2 separate regions of the Homo sapiens genome follow, and region 2 is linked to region 1. A link is a contact called in ENCODE Hi-C or POLR2A ChIA-PET data. All regions are on one chromosome and are shown on one strand. The core of a region is the stretch at or near the end of the contact, and the rest is flanking DNA. Distances in the headings are between cores, read along the strand shown.

What was found. Hi-C counts contacts between places; a loop is a spot of excess contacts on that map. ChIA-PET counts read pairs that join two places held with the same protein, here RNA polymerase II (POLR2A). Pooled maps may share reads with other maps.
Region 2: a map of OCI-LY7 shows a loop between it and region 1 (6-fold over the local background). The contact joins the enhancer-like site here to the promoter of RBPJ in region 1. A Hi-C loop is called at or near these places in 1 of 168 maps with a recorded cell type or tissue (OCI-LY7), 6 of 37 single-sample maps with no recorded cell type and 5 of 50 pooled maps. POLR2A ChIA-PET finds 5 or more read pairs at or near these places in 1 of 52 experiments (PC-3).

The regions. Positions count from the first base shown.
Region 1 is chr4:26,316,584-26,322,263 of GRCh38, reverse strand. It overlaps RBPJ (recombination signal binding protein for immunoglobulin kappa J region), which reads right to left and starts at 1,250. Exons shown (of 11, transcript NM_015874.6): 1 at 1,216-1,250. The coding sequence starts at 1,235. RefSeq lists enhancers at 1-794, 2,027-2,076, 3,167-3,216 and silencers at 907-1,006, 1,077-1,206, 2,677-2,946.
Region 2 is chr4:26,820,833-26,826,595 of GRCh38, reverse strand. It overlaps a transcript of TBC1D19 not described here. Among named protein-coding and RNA genes, the nearest start is that of STIM2-AS1, 37 kb to the left of the region's middle. Within about 2 kb of position 3,860, at least 4 of the 41 ENCODE cell types and tissues checked have a DNase peak (open chromatin) inside an H3K27ac peak, as active enhancers do; they include OCI-LY7, where a contact is called at or near this core.

The DNA of each region.
Region 1 (5,680 bases), core at 1-2,500:
CTATTCTCAAACACTAACAGAAAAACACATATATACATCTTGAGCCTCCTTCTAACCGTCCTACGATACCCTCCAATCATCCTCAGGCAGCCTAGATTGCAAAGCTTCGACAGACAGCTGCCCTTGGCCTACGCCGTCAGGAACCAGGAGGGGGGCGGGGGCCGGGGGGCGCAAGAACCACCAAGAGACCAGATCTTTTTCCAAGGCTACTGTTTCCAAGCAAAACAACCCACGGCACTAAAAAGACGGCGATGAAAATTGGAGACGCTTTAATCCCGAGAGAAAGGGGTGGCGATAGGGGGGCGGGAGGGTACAAGAAATCCCGAGAAAAAGAGGTGCGGAGGAGAAAACTAAGTATCCCATGCATCTTTCAGACCCACAAAACAACAAACCGTAGAGTCTTGTGTGCACTTAGAAGCAGCAGATGGAGTCCCCGGGGCTGAGACAGTTCAGCAGACGTACACCGTGGGTTGTGGATAAATCAACCGATGACGGGAGAGGAAGGGGGTGCCGAGAGAATAAGCCCGTGGATGGGGGAGACAAAGCCTCGGGGGGTGATCCAGGACCATACAGAAAGGTGAGAGGGGACCCACAGGAGAAAGACAATGGAAGAACAATTAAGGCAGAAATCTGGTGCCCGGGCTGTGGCAGGTCACTGGGCTAACGACAAGAGTGTGGCACAACAAAGGGGCACGGGAGGAAGGACAGCGGAGGGGAGGAGATGGAGAGGGGATGCGGGACGCCACGGGTCGGACAAAGCGCCCAAGGCGGCGAAACAAAGGGCCGGGGGTAGAGAGTCGCAGCGGGTAGCGGTGAAAGACAAAGCGCCCGGGGCCGGGGGCACTAGCGGGGCGAAGCGGCGACAACGGCCGCGAGGAACAAAGATGCACGGGGCCCCCAGGCAGAGCCCGCTGGAGGCGCGCGGGAGGCACGGCGCCCGAGGGCCCCGCGCGCCCTGCCGCACTCACGCCCGCACCCGCCGGCCTCGCCGCCGCCGCCGCCGCCCGCCCTCACGCGCTGGAGCCTGAGCCACGGCAGCGCAGAGCGGCAGCGCACGGCCACACGCCGCCGCCGCCGCGCTCGGCGCACGCGACGCCGCCCCCGCGGGCCCCCGAACGCCAAGCGCGCCGCGGCCCCCGAACCCGCTGCCCGCCGTGAGCTGCCAGACGCCCGCAACTTTCCCGGTTCCCGGCGCTCCGATTCCCTCAGACTTACCCTGTCACAACAGGCGCCATCTTCCACAAACTCTCGCCAAAACTCCAACCCTCGCGAGATTCCCCCCGACGCCTTCCCTGGTCCCTCTCCCCCGCCCCTTCCCTTTTTCCTCACTCCTCGATTCCACCCAGCCCCCGCGCTCCCTTTCCCCTCGCCGCCGCCGCGAAGAGCCAGACGCCTCGCGCCGCCCGCAGAGTAGGGGATCCTGCTCGCTGCCTTCCCTGGAAACCTACCCAGGCGATGGAGCATGCGCAGGCGGCTCCTCCGCGGGCGAGCCCTCCGTGTGGTCCATGGGGAGCGCTCCGGTTATCCGGGTTTTAGGACGCGCTTTGAGGGACGTACGTGGAGACTGAGGAAAACCGGAGGGGATTACTACGGGGACGAGGAATGGAGGGGTCAGGAGGCGGGGCCGAGGAGAAGGGAGGAGGGGTCCTGGGAAAATGGGCTGCGTTTCACAGGCCTAGATGAAACACCTCCTCAATGGGTGTTTTCCAAGCGGCTTCCCGCTCACTCTGGGTTCCCAGCTATTTTCATTCATTCAAACGTTCCCTGGGCGCCTCCTTTATGCTAATCTCGGCGTTTGGTGCAGGAGCGCCAGAGATGTCTGGGGTTCGGGCAAGTGACACGTCGGGGACTGTCTTCATTCATTACACCCCCCCATGCTAATGAGGAGGCCCTTCCAGAGCTCCTCAAGCGGAAAACTTTTGCAGTTGAGCTCTCTCGCCTTAGCGTTCTCCTTGGGTGTGAAATGAGGTCAAGCCAAGGCCTCTAGCAAAGACACCCCTAATGGCCACCTCGCAGACACACGCCAGAGCGCGGAGTAGTTCTCTCCAGAAGGGAAAACTGCCTTGGAATTGAGAGCCACATTCTCCCACCTCCGAGTCTGCCCAGAGGACCCGATCAAAGCTCTTGCCGCTCGCGTGCTGCATGGCCTCTCTAAGACCCCATCGCAGCCACCACCGTGTGTGAGCCCAGGTGTGTGTTGAGACCACTACTGCACAGGGAACCGGGCCACCCGAGGGCCTGGCACAGCCGAGGACGCTGCCGGCTGCCCGAATCGCGCTTCAGGCGGCCTGATCCCGGAAGCCCCCGGGCAAACCTGGCCCCACCGGGCATGGAACAGCAGGGTGAAGGGCCCGAATCCCGCCCCCTCCTCCTACCTGCAGCCCCCCATCTTTCCCCTCCTTTGCTCTTTCCTTTCCTAGAGATTCCCAGATCCAGCACTGCCTCCCGCAGGGAGCCCCAAAACCCGGAGAACTGGAATTCGCCGCCCGAAACCTGTTGAAGGCGCTGCAGGATTGGCGCGGCCCGCGCGAGCGGCACTGCGCATGTACCCAATGCGGGCAGTCCAGTCTCACGCTACACCTCCTTCCCACCGCCTTCCACTACTCGGCTCAGACACAACACGGCCGTGGGAAATTTCCTAAACCTCGCGAGAACGTGCCCCTGTTGCCTAAGCTTTCGCCCCAAATCTCGCGGAGCCAAGGCAGGACAGGTGTTTGCCTAGACCAGCTCCGGGCGCCGTTCGTGCAGCGCGTGCCCGGGAGGCGGGCGGCGGGCGGCGGGCGCGGGCGGGGTGGGAAGGGAGCGGCTTGCCGCGGAGGCGGGGCGGGAAGGCGCGTGGCTGGGAGCACGGGGCGGAGGGCGGCGGGGGAGGAGACCCGCGTCTCGCACACAACACGCACACGCCCTGTGACGCTGGATGGAAGACGAGGGGTGGGGAGCCTCGAACGGAGGAAGGGGAAGCCAGGAGGTTGGAAGTCGCTGCCGGTACGGAGAGTGAGAGGTCAGGCTCTAGGGCAGGAGGAGCCCCAGGCCGATCTCCCGGGGAGGTTTCCTGTCGCCCTCCACAAGCCTGGTACTTTCCTAAAACGTGTTAGACACCGCGCCCCCCGCCTCCGGGAGCTGACAGACAGCCTCCAGAGTCGGGTTTGAGTCATGCCTTGAGTCACCTAGTCTGGCCACTACTTCGCTTACTTTGAAACAAGTTCTGATTCCTTAGCTACTCTACTTTAGCAATTGGTTTCTTTTTTTTTTTTTTTTTTTTTTTTTGAGACGGAGTCTTGCTCTGTCGCCTAGGCTAGAGTGCAGTGGCGCGATCTCGGCTCACTGCAAGCTCCGCCTCCTGGATTCACGCCATTCTCCTGCCGCAGCCTCCTGAGTAGCTGGAACTACAGGCGCCCGCCACCACGCCCGGCTAATTTTTTCTATTTTTTAGTAGACGGAGTTTTACCATGTTAGTCAGGATGGTCTCGATCTCCTGACCTCGTGATCCGCCCGCCTCGGCCTCCCAAAGTGCTGGGATTACACGTGTGAGCCACCGCGCCTGGCAGCAATTGGTTGTTTTCTTTCTAATCTACCCGCTGGCCCTGTGAGCTGGGTAGAAAAATAAATAAATAAATAAATAAACAGCTCTGCGCTCTCGCCTTGTTGCCTTGTATAGATTCTTGCTCCCGTTTAAGGACACGATTTTTAAAATTTCTTGTCAGTCTCTTCTTAGCCTTTTGAAGTAATCTTACAAATCAGTTTCTGTTTTTTCCTCCCACTAATATGGCTTTTTTGCTTTCCGTCACCTTTCCGTATTTTTATTGCAATATTCCATTTTACGTATGGCTGCGGCAGGTGCTATAGTGACTACTGTTTTAAATGCAGCCCTTCCTTTTGGATCATTCATCCAATGAGTTCCTGATTACGTAAATTCTTCAATCAGCCACGTTTCAGATTGGCCCTGATGTGGTTTCTATACCAGCCTTAGCCTGGCATTATCTAGGAACCAGTGTCTTCCTGCTCACGTCACAGCCCCGCAAATGTAGAGTTGAATTGAATTTTGATATTTGGAGGACAGTGAGTTCTCTAATAGGAAACCCTGGTTTTTAAGTTGTTTTCAAGGTTTTAGGGGTGTGTGTGTGTGTGTGTGTGCGTGTGTGTGTGTTTGTGTTTGCCTATTGATTATATACACAAAAAAACAGACTTAAAACCATTTGGTGCAATATCTCAGTGCAAGTCTGGCTTGGAACAGGATAGCTCAGGAGGAGGACAAAGCCCTTGGGGCACATATTCCTTGGAGCTGTCATCCCAAGAAGGTATTTCAGTCATGGCCTAGTCCAGACCACTGATCTAATTTGGAATCATGGCCTTCTGAGAGCCCCAGCGACCTTGGGAAGCCATGGTAACCACAAAGGGAATAACAGCTCCCCCTTTTTGCCCTAAAACATGCTCCATCTGCAGCCCTCCCCCATCTCAGGAAAGGACAACTCCATTCTTCCACTTATGTCAAGAACCTTGGAGTCCTTGCCTCCTTTCTCACACCCAAGATACAATTGGACGGAAAATCCTATTGGCTCCACCTTCAGAATATACTCACATTCCAAATACTGTCACACCTCTTTAGCTACTAGCCTAGTCTAACCCATCTTATTTCCCACCTGGTTTAAGGAAGTTCCCTAACTGGTCCTCCCTTCTTCCGTTCTTGTCTTCCCGCAGTCTGTGCTAATAGAGCATTCTCAGTGGCCCTCTAGAACTCCTCCATGACTTTCCCATTTCACTATGAGGACTTAGACAATCTTGCCTACTGCCAAACCCCCCCTGATCTATCTGCCTTCACCTCCTCCTCTACCTCTCACTCTGTGGGCTCTCACCAGTTGCCTTCCTTACTGTTCCTGGGATGCCCCAAGCACACTTTCAGCTCCAAGCCTTTGCTTTTTCCACTACCTGGAATGCTCTTCCCTCATATACCTTATAGCTCATTCCCTCACTCCTTTCTTGTCTTTGCCTGATGTCACCTCCTCAGGGAGGCCTTCCCTGACACCCTTCCCAAGAGGGACTCCCATACTCCTTATCCCCCTTTCTGCTTGATTTTGTCCATGGCACCTATCATTAACTAACATAACATTTATCATACTTGTGTGTTGTGTTTACTATCTGCCTCCTTCCATTATAATGTAATATTAATAAGGGCAAGGACTTTTGTCTAGTTTGTTCATTATTCAAGCCTTAGCTGCTGGAACAATGCCTGCTGTATTATATTTGTAGAATGAATGGGGTGTCTTCCACTTTAGGGCAGAGTAAAAATGATTCTGAAGACTAAGCCTCCTAGGGTTCAAAACAATATTAGGACTAGACTAGCAGTGAGTACTAGCCTGCCTAGGGAGGAGAAAAAGGCATATGGAGCAACCACCTGTGTTGGTTTTTTGCAAAAAAAAAAAAAAAAAAAAAAAAAAAGTCGTCTGGGTTAGACCAGTAGATGAGGCTGCACTTAAGAGTTTCCTTTACTCTCCATTTTAGAACTTCAGGAAAAAAACAACAAAAACACCACTAGCCGGATATGTGTGTGTGTGTATATATATATATACACAATATGTGTATATATATATATGTGTATATATATATATATCAATATGTGTATATATATATCAATATGTGTATATATATATCAATATGTGTATATATATATTATATATATGAA
Region 2 (5,763 bases), core at 2,611-5,110, 500 kb before region 1:
TTCAAAGAGAGAATTTTGAAAGGTATATTGGAGAGAGATGAGAAGCATTTTATGTTTGTAACAGCTCTAATATCTTAATAAGAATGATCTCTTTGTTTAGAATTTAAAACTTAGTAATAATGACACTTATTTTTCCCCCCTCTAAATAATGTTCACCTACTATGAGCAGACAGTAAGGGCACAAATATAAATCAACTTTAAACTGTTTGAAATATCCTTCTATTCATGATTATTGCTGTCACTGAATATGTATCCAGCAGCTGGGCAGGAATTCCCTGATACTAGAGTTAAACAATGGGCAGGCAGAATGCGAAGTCCTATGTGCAGTGGGAATTAAATTGTTCTTTTATTACAAAAATATGATCTTTGAATTTTTTTTTCACTTTTTATTTTTGAGACAAGGTCTCTTTCTGTCACCAAGGCTGGAGTGCAATGGCACGATCTCAGCTCACTGCAACTTCTGCCTCCTGGGTTCAAGCAATTCTCCTGTCTCAGCCTCCTGTGTAGCTGGGATTACAGGTGCATGCCACCAAGCCTGGCTAATTTTTGTATTTTTAGTAGAGATGGGGTTTCGCCATGTTGCCCAGGTTGGTCTTGAACTCCTGACCTCAAATGATTCGCCCGCCTAAGCCTCCCAAACTGCTGGGATTACAGGCGTGAGCCACCATGCCCGGCCAGCTTAGCTATTTTCATATGCCATTACTAATAGTTAATGTTTATTGCAGGCTTAACTTGGACCAGGCCCTGTTTCAATGGCCTTATTCATCCTACTGATATTATAACAATTCTATGAAGGAGATACTATTAACCCTGTTTTACAGTTGAGAAAAATGAGGCACAGAGATTTTTAAGTAATTTTTCTGATGTCACACAACTAAGTGGTAGGGCTGGGAGTTGCACCCAAAAGTCTGGCTCCAAACCCCTTTTACTTAACTAGTATAACCACACAATAGCACCTCTCAGATCATGCTACTTAACTAATTTGTGGCAGGTCACTGATAGAGAAAATTGGCAGCAAATCTTCAAAACAGTGAACAATGAGTGTTTCCAACCAAACTACATTCACTATGGCCTGGATTTTTTTCTTAATGTTGAAAAATTAAAGAAAATGTCATTGAAAAAATAAAAATTACTGACTAATGAGGCATGCCCTTATATACCTAGTTACTCCTGAAAGAAAAGTTTAAAAATCCTAAATCAGCCAGGCGTGGTGGCTCATGCCTGTAATCCCAGCACTTTGGGAGGCCAAGGCAGGCGGATCATGAGGTCAAGAGATTGAGACCATCCTGGCCAACTTGGTGAAACCCCATCTCTACTAAAGATACAAAAATTAGCTGGGCGTGGTGGTGTGCACCTGTAGTCCCAGCTACTCGGGAAACTGAGGCAGGAGAATCGCTTGAACCAGGGAGCTGGAGGTTGTAGTGAGCCAAGACTGTGCCACTGCAATCTAGCCTGATGACAGAGTGAGACTCTGTCTCAAAAAAAAAAAAAATCCTAAATTATTGCAAATGAAGAGGCAAATCAAGAAAATATCAATATAGATAGCCAACAAACATAAAAAGAAAACATTCGTCTAGTAATTGAGGTGACAGGAATATCCAGTGTGTGTGGAAGAGCTGCCTTGTTATAAATTTAAATAACCTTCTGCAGAGCAGTTTGGCAATGTATATCGTTAAACAGGCATGCTCTGTACCCAGCAATTGTACTTCTAGAAGTTTATTCTATACAAAGGAATGCATAAACATGTTTGCTTAAATGTTATGTGGAATACAAAATTGGAAAAAGTTTAATGAAGAACTTACTATGCATATGGCCATGTGAATTTATTCTAAGGAATGTCCAGAAATATGTGCAAAGATGTATCAACACAGATGTTCATAATACTAAGAAGTAAATGATAGCAAAAAAAAAAGAAAGAAAGAAAGAAAATGACCCCACTGTTAAAAAGAAGGAATTAACTAAATTGTAGTGCAGTAATATAATGTGGAAACTATGTTGTAGAAGTTCATAAATATGCATACGAAAAAGACCCAGAGGACATACACTCAGAAGCTGACGGTCATAATTTCAGAGTCATAGGACTACAAGTGAATTTTGCTTTATTTATTTTTGTTTGTTTGTTTTCTGGATTTTCTGCATTGAGCATTCATTAGTTTTATACTAGTAGAAAATAAGAATATTATGATAGAGAGAAATATATTACTGTGAAAAGATACTTCATATCTGTGTTAGTCAACATTTGAAACTGCAAATGACAGAAAATCCAGCTGCAGTTGTCTTAATAAGAACGAAGTTACTGCTTCACATGCTTCCGGCATGGCTGGATTCAGGCCTCACGCACTGTTGCTAGAACTTGGTCCTTCTCTTATCATCTCTTTATCTCTCGTCTTTGTTCTCTATTGCTGCATGTTCAGGAATGCTCTCCCCATGTGGTGGCAAACATGTCCACAAAGATGTTTAAATCTTCCCTCAGCAAATCCAGCCAATTGTCTTTTAAGTAAGAGTTAAAATAAATTCCTGGATCTTATTTATACTGGCCATCTTGGGATCATGCACCCATCCCTGATCCAATCAAATAGCCCTGTGAATGGAATGCCCTATTAGTTATGCCTGGGCCATGTGCCCATCACTGGAGCCAGCGGTCAGGCAGTCAGCCCGGGTGGCTCACTAAGAGTCAGTGGGGTTCTGTATAAAGAAGGAAGAGGGGAGGAATCCTGCAGAGGTAAAAACCATAACAAAGAAACAAAAATACACTGACGACAAGCTTTCAGTTTCTTTAGATGCTGCCTAAGGTCTGGCTAGAAAGAGTGTTAGCAACCTTAAATCACTTAGGACTCTTGTGGTTGCAAGTGACAGAAAACCTAGAACAAGCTTAAGCAGCAAAGATAATTTATTGGCTCACCTAGCTGAGAAGTCCAGAGGCAAGACTGGCTTCTAGTGGGTCAAAGCCACCCAGGATATGGCTCTTATCATCTCTCCACTGGTGACAGACCCATCTCCAGATTCCACACAAAGGCCCCCGCAACTCTGGGCTCTCTCCCCATGGTAGCAAATTGCTCTGGCAATTCCACACCCCACATCTTCACTTCACTCTAGGTGTGGTCTGGGAACAGAGAATCTCTTCTGTGTATCTTCCACAGAAACACTGTTATTGTCACCTCTCTCATTAACCCAAATTGTATCACAAACCCATCCCTGACCAATCAATGTGGCCTGAGGAATAGGTACATGGATGGGTTTGAGATATGTTTTGGCTGCATCCCCACCCAAATCTCAGCTTGAATGCCCACGTGTTGTGGGAGGGACCCGGTGGGAGGTAATTGAATCATGGGGGCAGGTCTTTCCCGCTGTTCTTGCAATAGTGAATAAGTTTCACGAGATCTGATGATTTTAAAAATGGGAGTTTTCCTGCACAAGCTCTCTCTGTTTGCCTGTTGCCATCCATGTAAGATGTGACTTGCTCCTCCTTGCCTTCTGCCATGATTGTGAGGCCTCCCCAGCCACGTGGAACTGTAAGTCCATTAAACCTCTTTCTTTGTAAATTGCCCAGTCTTGGGTATGTCTTTATTAGCAGCGTGGAAACAAACTAATACAGCTTGAGTCAAGTACAGTCTACTCCTGGGCAGGGTCAGTCTGGTCTGGACCACTATTGAGAGTGGAAGGGTAGAGTGATCCCAAGGAAAATCAAGGTGGGGAAGGGTGGGACTGGATCCCTGCTGGAGAGGTAACCAGCAAATGTCTATCATGTCTCTACAAGAGTCTGACATGTTTTAAACTCTATCTAGTCATTCATTTTAGAATGGGAAATATTTATTCAAACTATTTCCTGTTTGTGGCTTAGTGCTTCCCCGCTGTTGCAGATTGACTGTAGCTAATGTACTTGCCTAAATGAAGAAGTATACATTTATTACAGGTCTTCAACCGCATCTCAACGTTAACCATTTAAACGAGCCTGCTGTTATCAAGAGGGGTCGAAACAATCATAGCATTACGTAAAGGGCCCTACATAGTCCACTGGCAGCCTTTTTTCCTCTTGGGCTGTAATAACCCAAAAACAGGATTTTTCAAAAAAATATATATTTCCATGGAACTTTATTTAGGGAAACATATGGGGCTTGGAAATGTCAGCACACTGGGAAGAAAGCAGGAAGTAAAAAGGGTTTCGTGCTCCTGTCTCTCTTATTAATGAAGTGGGTTCAAAGTCGTGTTGGGTTAGCAAGAAAAACAAACAAAATGATTCAGGCCTGCTCTGGGTGACATCTGTCCACTAGGACAGTCACTCACATTTGGCTTGGAAAGCTTTTCAGTAGATGGCACAGGCCAGGAAGGAGATGTTTTCTTTTCATCTCCAGAAGGAAGTTTGCACAAATCCCTTCAGAGCCAGGCTTTTGTGTGATAAATAAATGTGTCTCTGCCAGAGAGAGTAACAAGAAAACCCCAGCGACTGACAGCTTAAGACAGGGGTAAAAAATCACCATGGCTAATGTCATCACAAATGAGGGACAGCTTTCAAGTTTCCGTGATTAGAAATGCTTTGCACAGGCAACAGCGGGGCTTGGCAGATGATGTGACTAAGTGATCTGTTTCCCCATGTGGCGACTGCTGCAGAACAATTCCCCATCTTGTCTTAGATGAGTCAACAGAATTCTGCCAAAGTGTCATAAAATGTCAAGGAAAACATTTCTGCCACCAGGGCTCAGGAGAGCATGCAGGTGGAAGTGGAGAGAGAAGGGCCGTGGAGAAAAGTGGTCCGCCTGGCCACCAGAGGTCTGCCACACATAAAGAACGGGTACCTGCTGACCTGTGTGTGATGAGCAGACAGGGACAGGGACTTCCAGCATGACCACGGTGAGCCCCGCCATGGCTTCTGACTCCCTGGCACAGTTACAGGACAGCCCCACCATTGAACCACTGGGCCAGGACCTGCATTCGCAGGCAAGTGCAGGGAGACCTTTCTCCAGTCTCTCATTCTTGCAGGACTATTTTATCTGCCTAATTTTCCAGGTCCAAGATCTAGGTCCTGTGAGATTTCAAGAGCCCAGAAACATGGCTAAATCCCAAAGGAAAATAATTACTGCCTCAAACACACAAGGAGTACTACAAAACCTGTTAAAATAAATACCTGTTTACATGAATGCCCACAAAGCACAGAATTACACTTATGTGATCAACTGTTGAATTATTTAGAAAAATTTCATTACATTTGAAAACAATGTTAATGGTAGATTTTGTTTTACTTCAAGTGTGCATGATGACTGCAGAGAATCAGAGCCAACTGAAAATTCAATGAGTTGTTCCTTGCCAAATGATTTCAAAGACAAAACTATGATACTCCTTTGAAAAAATCTCAGCCAAAATTCTGTTTCATGGGGAAGGGAGGAGCATTTAAATATCTTTGCTAAGATGTGGGGTGAGACCCTCAAAAGAAAGTGTGGCAAGGACACGAGAAGCTTTCATACAGTCTGGAACTGCTAACTGCTCTTCATGTGCATGCTTGATTGCAAACGTCCTTTCTTCCAGGCGCCATATTGGCACCCATGCATCCCTACACTAAATGCAGTGTAGGGGCCAGAGGGATACAGAAAGCTGAGTCGAGTGAATACCATTCATTTGGTAGCCAGTCAACAGATATTTTTATATGCCCACTGTATTCCAGGTGATGTTCTGGGCACTGAGAAGACAGCTGTGAAAACAAATCCCTGTACTGATGAAGCTTACAGTCTAATGGGGGTAAAGATGATCACCAAATGAGTTAAACATATA